Linked DNA regions of Homo sapiens: region 2 is linked to region 1. Evidence: chromatin contacts called from ENCODE Hi-C data. All regions are on one chromosome and are shown on one strand. Each heading gives the region's core, a stretch centred on a gene start or an enhancer-like site at or near the end of the contact. The rest is flanking DNA. Distances are from core to core; before and after follow the strand shown.

Region 1 (4,523 bases), core at 2,024-4,523:
GCTGGTTTGATCTTTTATTCAAACCACTCAGATTTTCTCCATATAAAAAATAAGGTTGTTTCACTTTCTTATTTGTGTGTTCACTTTTAATTTTCTTCAAGACTTCTCCCTTTGCATTCACAACTTGGCTAACTCTTTGATGCAAGAGGCCTAGCTTTTGGCCTACATCAATTTTCTACATGCCTGCCTCTCTCAGCTTAACCATTTCCAGCTTTTGATTTAAAGTGAGAGACATGAGACTCTTTCTTTCACTTGAACACTTAGAGACCATTGTAGGGTGAATAATTGGCCTAGTTTCAATATTGTGTCTCAGCTAATAGGGAGGCTCGAGGAGAGGAAGAGAGTCAAGGGAATAACTGGTGGTCGATGGAGCAGTCAGAACACACAAAACATTGATTAAGTTCACCATCTCATATGGGCATGGTTCATGAAACCCCAAAACAATTACAATAGTAACATCCAAGATCACTGATCACAGAACACCCTAAGAGAGATAATAATAATGAAAAAGTTTGAAATATTGCAAGAATTACCAAAATGTGACACAGGAACACAAAGTGAGCAAAGGCTGTTGCAAAAATGGTACCGGTAGACTTTCTCATCACACGGTTGCCACAAGCCTTCAATTTGTAAAAAAAACGCAGTGTCTGCAAAGAGCAACAAAGCAAAGTATGATAAAACTAAATATGCTTGTACATAACAGTATCTGAAATTCCTAGTGATTGCTTTAAAATGTATTAAAATACATCAGATAATGAATATTTATGGATTTGACTATCAGCTACTTCCCAGTATGTTGCCTTCTCTTGTCAAAGCATGAAATTCATTTTGAAAAACATTCATTAACCACCTATTCTGTGCTAGTCACCAGTAATTTTGTTGAACAATAGAAAGAAGGCATAAAATTAATGTTGAGGCCCTTTTTTAAAAATTTATAATTGTTTTGCAACCAGATTACCTTGGTATGAATTTTATAGCACTGGCAAAAGCACAGTCTCTCTCAAGTTAAGCATCTTTCAGTATATTTGTAATATGAAGAACTTGATAAACCCTCACTCTAAAACCCAAGACTGAACAACGTCCTTAGATAATCCACGTTTACATTGGCAGTGGCCTAGAAGCTGTTTTGTTGATGAAGTCTCTCCTTTTCCTGGATGTTCTCATGAAGGAGGCAACAAATAAAAGAACACAGGGTTTGATGCCAAGCAGATCCACATTCAGATCCTCATTCCGCCACTGTCTAGCAATGTAATAAGGAGAAAGTTGCTTAATTTCTACAAACTTAAAGCTACCTTATAGAATTGTTGATAGGATTAAAATGGTTAACACATACTAGATGTTTACCATCATGCATGACATGCTCAATAAACTCTCATTGTCATCACCACCACCAACATATTCTTTATTTTTAGTTTGGGGACTGGACACTGATTGTATTCTTTGGCTTATGAAATATTAATAACACTATGATGTGCACAGATTAGAAGGATCTTAGATTTATGGGTGATGATGGTTGTTATGTGAAAGTAGAATGTTTTAAAAGCTTATTTATTTCACTATTAAATTCAGATGTCATATGACCTTTTTGATGTTTGAGAAAAGATTTGTAGCATCTCTGAATACTGGCCCTCTTTTCTCCCATGTAATGTTGATGAAATTGCATCCTTATCCAGGAATGTTTTTTTTTCCCCCAATAGGTGGGCCCCAGCGAGCCAGAGGAAGTGTTATTGGAAATATTAATGATGTTGAATTTGGAATTGCTTTCCTTAATGCCACAATAACTGATAGCCCTAACTCTGATACTAGAATAATACGTGCCAAAATTACCAATGTACCTCGTAGTCTTGGTAAGTCTTTGCCTCAAGCCTCTTTTTAAAAACTTATATATTATTCTTCATCTTATTACTTCCATTAAAGTTCTAGAGAATGCTACTACTAACTCATAAGTATGGTAAGCTTTTAAACAAACATACATGAGGTACTGGTATTTGTTTCTGGTATTCAACATTATTTAGAATTCATCCTTGTGAATAATATGCTATGAAGACAATAAAATAGACTAAAAATTTTGCTATCACCTTATTTATCCTTTTTTTTCTTTAGGTTCAGCAATGAGAAAGATAGTTTCTATTCTAAATCCCATTTATTGGACAACAGCAAAGGAAATAGGAGAAGCAGTCAATGGCTTTACCCTCACCAATGCAGTCTTCAAAAGAGAAACTCAAGTGGAATTTGCAACTGGTTAGTGTCAGCTGAATTTAATATTCTATTACTATAAAAAGTGCCATGAAGATAGGTGATTAAGAAAAATACGTGTTCCCACATAGAATAATTTGAAACTTTTTACGCAATCTTATAAGTGATATAAAAGCAATTTCATGTTTTCCTGTAAACTTGTACTAACATAAGATCATAAGAGGTCATGTGTTCTCAAGCAGTCATTTTATACCCTAAAAGTTTTTCTCCTCTCCTCTTTTCTTCTTTTTAAAAATATTTTCTCTTTAAATCCATAGAGAGGATATTAAAGACCAAACAAAGAAGGAAAATGAGTTACTGTTATTAATTAAAGACCTTCTTTGTCTTTAAACCAAGATCCAATTAGGATACTTTATAGCAGTTCTTTATGAAAAAGATAGAAACAAAGCAAACCTAAAGGCTTTTCACTCATCCCTAGTCTTAAGGAGTATGGGTTAGCTATTCATGACCCTTTCCATGTACATACAGATGTTTAGAGAGCTCCATTTCAAGCCTCTTCACAGTTGGTCAGCCTCAATAGCAGTGACCTTTAAGGAAGAGGGGCTTGAGGACGGCTTATCTTTAATCAACATTTAATCAGTGGAGAAGACAATTGGTTCTTTTCATGGGCATCCACTTACTCAGATGTCCTTTGTTACTTTTTGAAGCATCAGAAAGAACAAAGCACTGTGGCCAGACTAGTGGTTTTTGCCAGTCACAGACAATTCATTTTTATAAGAGTGCTTTGTTATTGCCTGTGAATTTAAAGTATGAAATTCGTGTAACCGTTTGCCACATTTTTGCTACATAAAAAGAAATGTTAAAAGAAACTGAATTCAATAAACCTAACTCTTTAATTGGGAGGTTAAGTGCTATTTCAGTTCTCATCATCTATACTTATTCAAGTTTGAACTCAAAAAGCATAGCTGAACTGGTATGTAAGGTAAATCTGCTCTGTGCTTACAGAAACCATATTTTTTTGCTGTCAAAATGAATGTCTTGTAATTCCCAGGAGAAATCTTGCAGATGAGTCATATTGCCCGGGGCTTGGATTCCGATGGTTCTTTGCTGCTAGATATCGTTGTGAGTGGCTATGTCCTACAGCTTCAGTCACCTGCTGAAGTCACTGTAAAGGTAAAATGCCAGGATAACTTGTCTTTGCTGCTTATTAGAGTAATGATGAGTGAAAGGTCCATAGAATGAGCACAGATAACTTGTTCACTCTGTGGGGGAAAATGTCCAAACTACCAAGGCTATAAATAACTATCTGATCTTTGTTTAAAAATCTTCAGGGACAAGTTTTTACAAACTCTCTTAATGGTTTTACCACCCTCCCTATCAGGACCAAGATCAAATACTTGATGTAAGGCATTTGTTTAATTTTCTTTAGACAAAGAGGATAGTAATTCTTGCATAAACGTTTTTGTGTATCATCCATAAAATATTTCAGAAATTAAAGGATAACAATCGCCCTTTCACATCTTTGTTTATTCATGACCTATAACTTTGAGTCTCTTATTAAACTGAAATTTATGACAGCAAAATTATGAAACAACTATGTTATAATTAAAGGGTTCAAACTTTATGTTATTTCCTGAACACTACTGTACAATTATTATACAAGTTTTATTAGCCCCTATACATTTTCTCATGAAGGAGGCAATAAATAAAAGAACATAGTGTTTGATGCCAAGCAGATCCACATTCAGATCCTCATTCCGCCACTTTGTACCAATGTAATGATGAGAAAGTTGCTTAATTTCTACAAACTTATTTTTCTAGTCTGCAAACTATGGCAATTTAAAGCTACCTTATAGCTTTAAGGTATTAAAGCTATAGGTATTAAATTAGGATTAAAAGTTAACACATATTAAATGTTTACCATCATGCATGATGTGTGTTTTTTAGCTCCTAATCCTTTTTCCCCGCTCATTCTGCATTTCATAGTCCCCTTAAGGGAAAAAAATTAGTATGAGCCATATTGATCTTCAAATCCACATTGTTCTCCTTAGGATTACACAGAGGACTACATTCAAACAGGTCCTGGGCAGCTGTACGCCTACTCAACCCGGCTGTTCACCATTGATGGCATCAGCATCCCATACACATGGAACCACACCGTTTTCTATGATCAGGCACAGGGAAGAATGCCTTTCTTGGTTGAAACACTTCATGCATCCTCTGTGGAATCTGACTATAACCAGATAGAAGAGACACTGGGTTTTAAAATTCATGCTTCAATATCCAAAGGTAATTTGATAAAAGAAAATCCATATCTTTATGCCATC
Region 2 (4,389 bases), core at 668-3,167, 140 kb after region 1:
AAATTTCCAGGAGAAGAAAACATATTGGCTCGGGTTGTTCAAGTTCCAATTCCTAATCCTATCAGCTGTGGCTGATGTGGGAAGATAACATATATAACCAGAGCTAAAAGGAAAATAGCCCGATAGAAAGAGAAGTAGTTCCCAGAAAAGGGGGATTATTTAGAGATGAGCAGATAGCCTCGAAATTGTCTTTACATATTTAGTCCTGTGAAATAAGCACTGTAGAAAGAAAATAGATGCTTATAATTCTAGTCTTAAAAAAGTCACAATCTCACAAACCTATGTATACATGTAGAGTAAAGGAGTAAAATTTAGTATAATGATTACAAATTAAGTGATGGTTTTGATCAAAAGGGAGCTGGATGTAGTGGAAACATGACGGAACTTAAAATGCAAAGACATGGGTTCAAATCTTGGTTCTGGCCTCTAGTCTTTATAGATCCTTGGATGGGTCACACATTCTTCATTTGTGGGTCTTCATCTTCTTATTTGTAAATGTGGATGATTATATTTAACTTTAAGACATTTTGTGAGAATTAAATGCAGTACCTACCAAATGAGTAGTAGACAGCAGAATCCAGCCTACAACCATGTGGTTCACTGAACATGTTTTCTTTTTTTTCTTTTCTTTTTTTTTTTTTGAGACTGAGTTTTGCTCTTGTTGCCCAAGCTGGTGTGCGGTGGCGTGATCTCAGCTCACTGCAACCTCTGCCTCTCAGGTTCAAGTGATTCTCCTGCCTTAGCCTCCCGAGTAACTGGAATTACAGGCGCCTGCCACCACACCCGGCTAATTTTTTGTATTTTTAGTAGAGAGGGAGTTTCACCATGTTGGTCAGGCTGGTCTCAAACTCCTGACCTCAGGTGATCTGCCCACCTCAGCCTCCCAAAGTGCTGGGATTGCAGGGGTGAGCCACTGCACCCGGCGTGAGCATGTTTTAAACATATAACATTGGTGAAACAACTGGGCTGTATGTTGGCAATAGACTAACATATAGGTGTTGGTTGTCCTTAGGGAAATCATAGTCTGTTGGGGGTGTGAGACAGATGAAGAGATATTTTAGTAAAACGTAGTACAATTGTTTACTATAATTCTAGATGTGATTGGAATTTGATCTGGAAAGGTTTCAGGGAGGTGCTAGGACATGAGCGAAGCCTTATGTTGGTGGGTAAGATTTTACACCGATACATTCCGTATGAAAGTGGGGTAAAGCCTTGGGCTGAGCTGACTTAGCTCTGCAATGGTGATGGTTCACATTTTCATTGTGGGAAGGAAACAAAATTAGTAATTTAAAAGACCTTTTCCAAACATGCTTATCTTAAAGGAAGGATCTAAGGAAAATATCAATACATTTTTTAAGCAGATTTTTAAAATAATAAAGGAAGCTAGAAAATCCAGTGTCAATAATCTACCTGTAGGTAACTGAGAGCATGTTTTCTGTGCTCAGAGAAAATGAAACTACTCAAGAAATGTATATTTGATATAATGGTATAAGTATATAAAATGTATGCCACAAGCTAACACTAGGTAAATTTCAAAGCTACCTTTGCTAGATTTAACTGGAAAGCAGAAGAAATAAATGATACCAGTATGTGAATATTTTAAAGTTGCTGCTTCAATATACTAGTCAAAGTCTGCCAGAGCTATTTACCATCTCAGGACAATTTGTTCACTTCACTTAGAAATTAGAAATGTGCTCTGGCCAATACATCTAAATTTATTTTGTGGTAGTCATTTTGCTTAATGGAAGTGTTTTCCAGATGTTGCCTAAGTCTAGTCGTCTGGGCCCTTTTCCAATAAATGAGGAAAGTTTGATTTCATAGGTTGTCACTGTTGATTTTGTCTAACCTTTGGACTAATTGGTTCATCCCACTGTATTTGCACTGATATATAAGACTCCCAGGACGTGGGATAAACTCATCTATCCTTTACGGGTAAGTGTCAAAGTTAACTTGCTTCATAGAATTAAATGTGTTTTCATTAGAGGTGTTTGAAAAAAAATGTGTAAAGATAGTAGTTGGAAATTTTTGAAAAGGATTATGTTTATGCAATACACCTGTTGGAAGCCTTTGAATTTATATTGAGAATTAAGAAAAAGTTGGAACAGTAACTCCATGATGCTTATTAAATTACATTTCTGTGACACAGGTTATTATTTTCCTTAAGATAAAATTTTAACCTTGCACTGTTAAGTACATGCCATACTTTGGCTAGAGTTTTAAGATAAGTCTATTCTATATTGGAGATTTCTTAAGAATTAAAACTGTCAATAACGTGGCTGAGGGTGACTTGATTTGTTCTGCATAAGATTAAGTCTAATGGCCAAATATTTTCTATAAAATTAAAGCTGATTTAAAGTCTTGTTTCAAGAATGGGATGGTTTTATTATTGTTACATTTTTAAAGTTACTGAAATGTGTATAATGCAAGCCTAAGTTAGTGGTGAGATGAAAGAGCTGTTTTCTGATACTTTTATTTTATTTTCAGCAAGGGTACCTACGGTACCTGAAAACAACGATGGCATGGAAAACACTTCCCATTTACCTGTTGTTGCTGCTGTCTGTTTTCGTGATTCAGCAAGTTTCATCTCAAGGTAGCTTAACCATCGAACATACTTTTATTTAACAACTATTGCTAATCATTCAGTCTTGATTTTTATAACAACGGAAATATATTTCTAAAAATTTATATTTGCTTGAGTTTAATATACTGTACAACCTTAAAATAATATATAACATGTAGCCTGTTTGTAAGTGCTTTGGAATTCTCATCTTTTTCTCCTTTTGAGAGTTTTGAGCTTGTATAAAGAATAATTTTGGTACTTGTTATTTCTATGGTTCTCTCGAAAGTTTAAAAAGTGCAGACAGTTCATCATAAAATTATGCTGGAGCTATATAGTATCATAAAAATAACTAAAAAAGAACAATATTTAGATAACATGTAATTTTTGCCTATATGTTGAACAATTTGTTTTTTAAAATCAAATAAATTATTGATAAATAACTTATTTTGGCATCATTTAGACATAGATACCATATTATAATAAACTATAGTGTTTCAAATGGCATTTTATTAGTCTTGAAAATGTTCTCTTTTTCTTACAAGAACTATTTATCCAGGTATGGACATATACAGATGTGACTGTCATTTTGTGTTATAACATTAAACTTTTCACAGTTCTCCCAAAACAGGTCCTGGATGAATAGTTCTTGTTACTCATTTTTAGAGACTGTTAAAGTACATTCAGTGAAATCACATTAGTAAAAGATGCTAGCATGCCATCTAGGGGGATTAATAGTAACAATGCCAAGCTTTGGATTTTTCTTTTCTTTTCTTTTCCTTTTGTTCCCCTTTGATAAGCAAAATCTGAGAGAATAAAAATCAAGATTCATGACAGTTATGATGAAATTATGTTTCTAAAGTAAACATTTCCAGTAAAATACGAGATTCTTATGAAACCTGAACATGAGTGGTAACTGTCTGCATAGGCATAAGTTGCAGAATTGTTTAGATAAGAAAAGACAGGAAAACACATGAAAGCAAATGTGAATATTCAATAAGAATGATGACTACTCCAGTATCTCCAGACCCTTCGGCTTTCTCGTAACACTATGACAAGGTTCACAACACTGGGGGCACTTTCTAAACTGCCTTTTCCTCTGTGATACAATTGGTTGTTCACTAAAACAGTGTTACTTTCATTTTAATTGTGATTAAATAAATCAAATTAAAATTAATGGGGCTGGGTGTGGTGGCTCACACCTGTAATCCCAGCATTCTGGGAGGCCTAGGGAGACAGATCACCTGAGGTCTGGAGTTCAAGAGCAGCCTGGGCAACATGGCAAAATCTTGTCTCTATACAAAATACAAAAAAATTAGCCAGGTGTGGTAGTGTGTGCCTGTAATCCCAGCTATTCGGAGGCTGAGGCAAGAGGATATCTTGAATCCAGGAGGTGGAGGTTGCATTAAGCTGAGCTTGCATCATGGCACTCCAGCCTGGGCAACAGAGTGAGACTCTGTCTCAAAAATAAATAAATAAATAAATAAAATTAATGGTTACAATTAATAGCAATAAAAGTAGGACAGACACCTAATCTATGAAAGTAAGCTTTTCCTGTAAGGATGATTTCCTCTTTTTTTTTTTTCTTTTGAGACAGGGTCTTGCTTTGTCTCCCAGTCTGGAGTGCAGTGGCACAATCTTGGCTCACTGCAACCTCCACCTACGGGGTTCAAGCGATTCTCCTGTCTCAGCCTCCCGAGTAGCTGGGATTACAGGCCCCTGCCACCATGCCCGGTTAATTTTTGTATTTTTAGTAAAGACAGGTTTTCACCATGTTGGCCAGGCTGGTCTCACCTGACCTCAGGTGATCCGCCCGCCTCAGCCTCCCAAAG

The links. A loop is a pair of places that touch in the nucleus more often than their neighbours do. Pooled maps may share reads with other maps.
Region 2: a loop to region 1 is called in a map of naive thymus-derived CD4-positive, alpha-beta T cell, with 6 times the contacts of the local background. The contact joins the promoter of PRG4 here to the enhancer-like site in region 1. A Hi-C loop is called at or near these places in 3 of 168 maps with a recorded cell type or tissue (IMR-90, MCF 10A and naive thymus-derived CD4-positive, alpha-beta T cell), 9 of 37 single-sample maps with no recorded cell type and 13 of 50 pooled maps.

The regions. Positions count from the first base shown.
Region 1 is chr1:186,149,503-186,154,025 of GRCh38, forward strand. HMCN1 (hemicentin 1) reads left to right here. Exons shown (of 107, transcript NM_031935.3): 94 at 1,698-1,847; 95 at 2,104-2,241; 96 at 3,248-3,369; 97 at 4,248-4,485. Among named protein-coding and RNA genes, the nearest start is that of PRG4, 140 kb to the right of the region's middle. RefSeq lists a silencer at 3,342-3,542. Within about 2 kb of position 3,274, at least 3 of the 41 ENCODE cell types and tissues checked have a DNase peak (open chromatin) inside an H3K27ac peak, as active enhancers do.
Region 2 is chr1:186,294,362-186,298,750 of GRCh38, forward strand. It overlaps PRG4 (proteoglycan 4), which reads left to right and starts at 1,918. Exons shown (of 13, transcript NM_005807.6): 1 at 1,918-1,932; 2 at 2,485-2,590. The coding sequence starts at 2,515.